Regions from separate parts of the Mus musculus genome. Here regions 2 and 3 are each linked to region 1. A link is a loop called in an ENCODE intact Hi-C map of the cell type or tissue named here. Cell type or tissue: heart. All regions are shown on one strand. Region 1 has its middle 18 kb from the start of Gm6135. Region 2 has its middle 19 kb from the start of Gm40153. Region 3 has its middle 9.4 kb from the start of Gm40153.

The links. Peaks named below come from ENCODE experiments on the same cell type or tissue, not always from the same donor. Only the 100,000 strongest peaks of a DNase experiment are listed, where the experiment ranks them.
Region 2: it touches region 1 in a loop (2.1-fold over the local background); 2 of 42 quality-filtered maps call a loop at or near these places.
Region 3: it touches region 1 in a loop (2.2-fold over the local background); 2 of 42 quality-filtered maps call a loop at or near these places.

Annotation. Positions count from the first base shown.
Region 1 is chr3:133,772,163-133,774,662 of GRCm38, forward strand. No RefSeq gene overlaps it. Among named protein-coding and RNA genes, the nearest start is that of Gm6135, 18 kb to the right of the region's middle. In heart, no CTCF peak of the experiment used is centred here; a DNase peak (open chromatin) is centred at 1,519.
Region 2 is chr3:133,681,091-133,683,590 of GRCm38, forward strand. No RefSeq gene overlaps it. Among named protein-coding and RNA genes, the nearest start is that of Gm40153, 19 kb to the left of the region's middle. In heart, no CTCF peak of the experiment used is centred here; no DNase peak of the experiment used is centred here.
Region 3 is chr3:133,671,557-133,674,056 of GRCm38, forward strand. No RefSeq gene overlaps it. Among named protein-coding and RNA genes, the nearest start is that of Gm40153, 9.4 kb to the left of the region's middle. In heart, a CTCF peak has its summit at 1,296; a DNase peak (open chromatin) is centred at 1,725.

The DNA.
Region 1 (2,500 bases):
ATATAACCCTTGACAGTCAAGGGACTATTTCTATCTCTTACCCTGTAACTTTTGAAAGCACAGATACTGGCTTTTTTTTATTATTATTATTGGGTATTTATTTCATTTACATTTCCAATGCTATCCCAAAAGTCCCCCACACCCTCCCACACCCATTCTCCTACCCACCCACTCCCACCTCTTGGCCCTGGTGTTCCCCTGTACTGAGGCATATAAAGTCTGCATGACCAATGGGCCTCTCTTTCCACTGATGGCCGACTAGGCCATCTTCTGATACATATGTAGCTAGAGACATGAGCTCTGGGGGTTGGGGGGAGATACTGGTTAGTTCATATTTTTGTTCCACCTATAGGGTTGCAGATCCCCCCAGCTCCCTGGGTATTTCCTCCAGCTCCTCCATTGGGGGCCCTGTGATCCATCCAATAGCTGATTGTGAGCACCCACTTCTGTGTTTGCTAGGCCCCGGCATAGTCTCACATGAGACAGCTATATCAGGGTCCTTTCAGCAAAATCTTGCTAGTGTATGCAATGGTGTCAGTGTTTGGAAGCTGATTATGGGATGGATCTCCGGGTATGGCAGCCTCTAGATGGTCCATCCTTTTGTCTCAGCTCCAAACTCTGTCTCTGTAGCTCCTTCCATGGGTGCCTTGCTCCCAATTCCAAGAAGGGGCAAAGTATCCACACATTGGTCTTTGTTCTTCTCGAGCTTCATGTGTTTCGCAAATCGTATTTTATATCTTGGGTATTCTAAGTTTCTGGGCTAATATCCATTTATCAGTGAGTACATATCATGTGAGTTCTTTTGTGATTGAGTTACCTCACTCAGGATGATGCCCTCCAGGTCCACCCATTTGCCTAGGAATTCCATAAATTCATTCTTTTTAATAGCTGAATGGATACAGAAAATGTGGTAAATTTACACAATGGAGTACTACTCAGCTATTAAACAGATACTGGCATTTTACTATTCACCTATAGATGAGTTTCTAGAGCTGCCCAGGAGGCAAGAAGGGGGAAGACATGATTTCTGTGCTGCATCACTGACTGCTCCAAGTTCTACTGAACCCCTCTGACTATGCAGGATTTTGTTTTCAGTCTTAGGGATGATCTACCTAGGTAATCCAGTCTGCAATGGGAAGCCTGAGCCATTTATGCAACAGTAACAAATTCAAGATGTTTCTGAAGGTCAGTCAGTTTCACCAAATCCCTCGACTGAAAGAATCCCAGGGATTTTGCCCTGTGTTGGCATCATGGCCCTGGAAGTATATTTCTATGTTGGGAACCCAAAAGATTCTGTGAGCATCTGTTGTGTATTGTGAACTTTCCAAGGACCAATTCACCAAGGCAATGATGGTATTTTAGGAATATGTTCTTGTTTTGTCATGTAGCAATCCTATTCTGTGTATATCAGGAGTGTTTCAGGTACATTCAAAGCTATGAATTAGTCATGTATTTGATTAGATATAACAACAGAGCTCCTGGCAGGTCAGTTCTCAACCTGAGCCAAGGCGTCAGTCATGCCAGCAGCCACAGCTCTCCTATCTCTGCCAGTGTCCTGAATTACTGGCAGAATTCAGCTCTAGGTCAGACGTCAGTCCAAACTCAATTCCTGTGTCTAACAAGGTCATTGGAATTGCATTTTTTAAAATATGCAGGCAATGCTCTACATGAACAGCATTAACTGGCATACACTGAGTTATACTTCTGCTAAGAAAACAGCTCCCACTGCAGAAATCTTTACCAGTTATTGTTAGGTGAATAAGTTCTGGCCAGAAGCAACGCCAGCGTGGGAGTCTGGGGTCTTTGGCTTCTCAGCTATGCTGGCCTCACATAGCTCACAGAGCAGCCATTTGGCAAATATTTTCTTTTTAATTGAAACAATTTATAAGTTTGATATGGTGAATCAAAAAATGGGAGAGAACTGTTTCTCACTGTATAAGGTTATCAAAAGTGATAATAGTACAGAAAGAGCCTCTACGTGGACAGATGTTCTGATTTCTCCAAAGCACTGCCGTCATCATCGAGAGTACAGGGAAAGAATTAAATAATAACCTGAAGACGTCCCCTACTCCTCCAACTGTCCCAGCTCTTGTTGGAGAACCAGCGTGACTTGACACTTTTGCCCGCAGAACATCTTGTGAATAAATGCATCTCCAAAGGAATGCATGTGAACAGGAGAGAGTGATTAGTTATCAGTGAATGTCTACCTAGATGTAAGGAAGAAACACTTCATCTGCTCCTTGACAGGACCACCCAGGCTTCATGGCAATACATCACTAGTGGTGCAAGAGACAGGGACTTCACAGAGCCTGGTAAAGAGCCCTTTCCTGTGTATAAACACATGTTAGCAGCTCACTCCTTTGGTAGAGAGCATTGCCAATTAAATCTCGAGGTTTTGATACTCATCAGACACTGGTTATTAGGAAAAGCAGTTAAGTGTTTGGCTGGGTTCAATGTGTATGTTATCTGTGAAGGTATAGTTCAAATGAAATTTCCTAAA
Region 2 (2,500 bases), 91 kb before region 1:
AACTTCTTATTCATATTCATGCAAATATAAGGTTCATGTTCTATTGCCTGAACAGGAGGGTTGAGGGGAAACTGAAGAGTCGATGCCAGATAATACCTACACTGTTACTCTAGGCAAAGGTTTCTAGGCAGTGGTAGGTACCCAGGAACTTTCTAGTACACACAGGCTACACACAGATAGGCTGCACACAGGTCACATAGTAGTAGCTACATAGACCTATGGGCAAACACACAGCAGGATGGTGAAGGCAAAGGGGCAGGCATAGGCCTCTGACTCCAAAGCTGTATTTTATATTGAATCCTACAATGTGGGAACTCTGCCAAAACAGTTCTGTAACAGGATGCATCACTGTTGATGTTGAGGTTCCCAGGACTCCTAGTGTCATTTGTTTAGTGCCAACTCATAGCTCCCCGAATGTCCCGAGTCAGTCATGTTTTACTTGGTTGACTTCTACCAGATATCCGTATCAAAGTCATGTTGTCTATGGCCTTTGGGTCCCAACAGCAAGACACCCTAATTTAACTCGGCAGGCCACAAATCCCCAAGAATAGCTACAAGAAAGTAAGCTAATCTGTAATAACCATGTGAGCTGGACATCATCATTCCCATTTTCCAGATTGAAAAAAAAAACCTGAGGTTTAAAACCTTGTTCACATTGTCAGAGATCACCCAACTCAGGTCCCACTGTCATCACACCACACTGCCCCTCCCAACTCACACAGTGAAACATAGCCCTGAACTATGGTCTAGTTTACTGCACTGGAGTCAAAGAGAAGTCCTCACCTGTGTAAGGAAGGGACGCCATCATAATACTGTGGACTGCCAAATGCATGCATGAATTCTTGCCCCTCTGTCCTCCTCTGTGAACTGTGCTGTCTATCTGGTTCTGTCATCCAGGTCTTTTTCGTCATTGGCAACAACCAACTTACGATTTTTGTGTGTGTTGGCAATACAATGTGCTGAGCACGTCAGTGCTGTCATCTTGCTGACATCTTCTGAGATTCCTTCCATGAGAGTGATTTCCATAGATTAAGCCTTGAATGGAGGCAGTACTCATCTGGATGACTAGAGAGGAAGAACTGACAGTTCAGCCAGTAGAAGGGAGCATAGCTTATTTCTGCTCCAGGGAGTCTACCAAGGATGGTCAAGTAATGACATCCACTTCTAATTATTAATAGCATTCATCCTATTAGCATTACTGTTCTGTCTTTAGAATTTTATGGAGCACAAAAGAGAACCAAAAAACTGGAGAGAAAAAATATGGGGAATCCAATAAAATCTGAGGCATGATTAAAATATAGTTTTATTTCCTATGGCTACTTTAATTTTATATTGATGTCAAAGAACCTCCCCCAGAAAGCTGCTATGCCCAGCTGGTACACCTGAGCCCTGGAGAGCTAACATGTCTTGTTAGTGACTCTGCATATTTGAATCATCTGGGAAGCTTTGAAAATCCCTCTGCCTGGATTTCCTGACAGGAGATTCTGATTTGACTGTCCTGGGCATGGGGAACTTTCAAAGGTCTCCTAGCACTCTACTGCGTAGCCAGCATTTAGCTGGCTGTGATCAGCTAGGCCACCATAAGAGCCTCTGCTTCCCAGTGGGTACCGTGAGTTCATGAGGTAGCAGGATTGGGCCAGCTGTCTTTGTTCAGTTTTCTTATGTCTTCTCTTCCATGTGTTCACTTTTCCTCTTTCCTTTCTTAAAGACCCCAAGACTTTCCAATTGGAAAGCACGTTGGCTTTGAAGAAAGACTGGGTGTGGAAAAGGCAAATCTCTCAGGCTGGTTTAGCTCTCTAATAATCCATTCCTCAATGTGGCTTCCTGATGGAATAGCAGACTAGAGCTGGTGGGAAATAAATGAGAGAGTGAGGGACTACAGTTCAGTGAGAAATACTAAATTGGAATTAAAGATTAGATTTTTTTTCTTCTGGCTTTGCCTCCTACCTGACCACGTGACTGACTTTGATAATAAAATGTAATAAATGATGATGATGATGATGAACTATTTTGTCCTTGGTGTTCTCTGGCTCAAGTATCTGGAGAAGAAAGGAAATTGTAACCAAAGGTGGACTAAGCAGTTCCAAGCAGGCTCTAGGCCCCTCATTGACTTGTGGCTAATGGGGGGAGACTGGCAGACTCTCATTCCCTCAGCACCGCCCTGCACTCAGCAGATGCTGCAGAACTCCAGGCTTTCTGGTCCCAGTGGGTAACCGTAGCTATCCATGTACTTCTCCCTGCTCAGACTTTGACCTGATCCTTTGGATGTTCTGCTACTTACCTCCCCCTTCCTGATATCAGACCCCAGTATTAGACCCTTTCCTTATTGTCCACTGGGCTTTCTCCTCCCTCTCCATCATTCTCTCTCTCCTGCTTGGGAATGTCACATTTTTTTGTGCTTTTCTAGTACCCAGCTAGATCTAATGGATCCCAAATGGGCTGTGTCATTTTTGACTCCAGAAACAGAGCTCTGCCTCCTAGTCTTAGGTGAGGAGATGTG
Region 3 (2,500 bases), 100 kb before region 1:
TAGAATACTCAAGGACTTCAAATTCTGCACAAAGTTCAAACCTCCTACCCTAGCATATTGGGCCTATAAAATCTGTAAAATATTCTGTTTCATTTTATCACTTTATCATCCGTGTTATCACTCATTATTGTATGCTACCCTGAATCTTCTGCAGTCCCTGTGACTGAAGAGCCGTGGACGTCTCTGGCTTTCCCAAGCTTGTTTCTGTTTCTTGATTATTTCACTCACTAGCTTTGGTTCTAGAACAAAGCATTTCAAAGGCATTCTTTAGATCTTGCTTGCTGGTGTGTCTTGTGGGAAACACACACCAACTGTGTTTGGTGTAGTTATTCCTGTATTTCATTGTGTGTGCTTCTGTCTCCTGGGACTACAGCTTCTCTGAGCTCCTACCCCCACGTTAATACCCCCCAGGACAGAGACCACATACATCTTCCTCTCTTATGCTCTGCAGGATGCAATGCACACAAACTATGCAGCAAAATGTCTTAATAGTCAAATGTCTGGTAGAGTCTTGGTTGTGAAGAACAAAGCTTACTTCTGGTACTCAGCAATGTCACCAGACGTCGGGCAGCCAAGTACCTGACAGAGATGACAAGAGGTCCCTTTGATTATACTGAGAATTTGGGGACACAGGTTTGAAGAGATATAAAGAGCCAAGAAGATTTATATGAACTTTGTTGTTTTACTGTCACTTGACTAAAGCCAGATAGTTGTTCATCCACAATTTTTTCAAGTTCCTACCAAAATAACTAATTTTCCCAAATGTTCGATAGTTTCTAACACTAAGTAGTTTATAACATAAAATGGATAAATGTGTTAGCGATGGGCTGCCACATTGAATTGATGGGCTATGAATTCCACATTGTCTTTTCCTGGTTAGAATTACCCAGAGGAGGCATTCATATTGTCTCCTCTATACTGAATTCTAAGGGTTTAAATGCTTATAAATATATTTATAGGATTGAAATATAAAATTAAATAAAATTTAAGTATATATCAGATTTAAATATATGTATGAAGACTGTTTTTAAGTTTGCAGATGATCCATGGATGAAGATGAAGTATTTGTCTTATTACACGCTTCATGCCATTGTAGTATCATACAATTCAGACGCATTAAAAATACTTAGTCATACTTCCAGGGTTTCTGCCAAACTTCTGTTGGTTGTAATGTAGTATTTAATTTGTCTTGAATTTCTTTCTTGTGTGAACTGGTGGTGGTGATAGTAAGAATGTACCCATTCCAACTTTTATTTTACACCATTTGAAAAGAAGTCCTGTCATACCTCAAAGGAGCCACTAGAGTGTATACTCATTGGTCCCATTATATTCTATAATCTGTTCTTCACTGAGCTAATGAAGACACACAGTGGAGACAGCTGCTTGTTGGCTTGCCACTGAATTCTCTCATGTGTAACACAGGGCCCAGCAAGTATCAAACATGAACGATTTAAATCCCTGGATTAATGCACTGACTGAACATTTTTATTGTGGCATGTTCAGATTTTGTCTAGAGCAAAAATCTCTCCAATATTCTGGATAGAAAGATGTTGGCCCCTCGCCATAGGAGAGCTGTAGATGAGGGCTGGAAGCTTCCCTTTCAGCAGATCTGAAAAGGGAGGGCGGCAGGGTAGCCACTGCTTATGAACCTGGCTGTAGGAGCACTGCAGAGAGTTGTTCTCAGGCCGGTGTCTGTGGCCACTGGAAACTTTTGCTGATGATCTCAGAGCCCGCTTATAGCAGGTGATTCCTGGGAGATGTGTCGGCAGCCAGGCAGTGCGGCCAACGATGATCTCATTCGCCTGCCAACAGCTGCTCCGAGAAAAGTGACTTCTCTTCCAAATGTTATGAATGTCTCATTGGCACAATCTATTTTTGAATGATATGGAAACAGGTTTCTGGGAAATGGAGTTCTTTAGTGTAGATAACTGTGAGCATAATAACAGTTGATAGATAAGCTGCAATCCATCCTAAGATCATTAGCTGAGAAGTGTTTGTTTGTTTGTTTTTTATTTTTTTTGGATGGGGAGTGGGGGAGTTTTAAACACACACACACACACACACACACACACACACACACACACATACACATACACATACACATACACATACACATACACATACACATACACATACACATACACATACATATACATATGTATATGTATTGCCTCCCCCCAGGGTCTTACTATGTACTTTTGGCTAGCCTGGAACTTCCTATATGGACTAGATTAAAACACAGCTATCTCTGGCTCCTGAGTGCTGGAATTAAAGGCATATGCCAACATACCAGGTTAGAAGGAAGCTCTTTACTGAAGTAAGAAGTAATTAGTCTGCAGCGTCCATGAAGAGAAAAGAACCAGTCTCCCCTCTGTCCTTCCCTCCCTCCCTCCTCTCTTTTGCTTTTCATCTATGGCATCATTGTTATTATTACCATTTTTTATTTATAAATTTGTATAATTTTATGTATTTTGTGTTATCATATAATTGAATTTTTAAC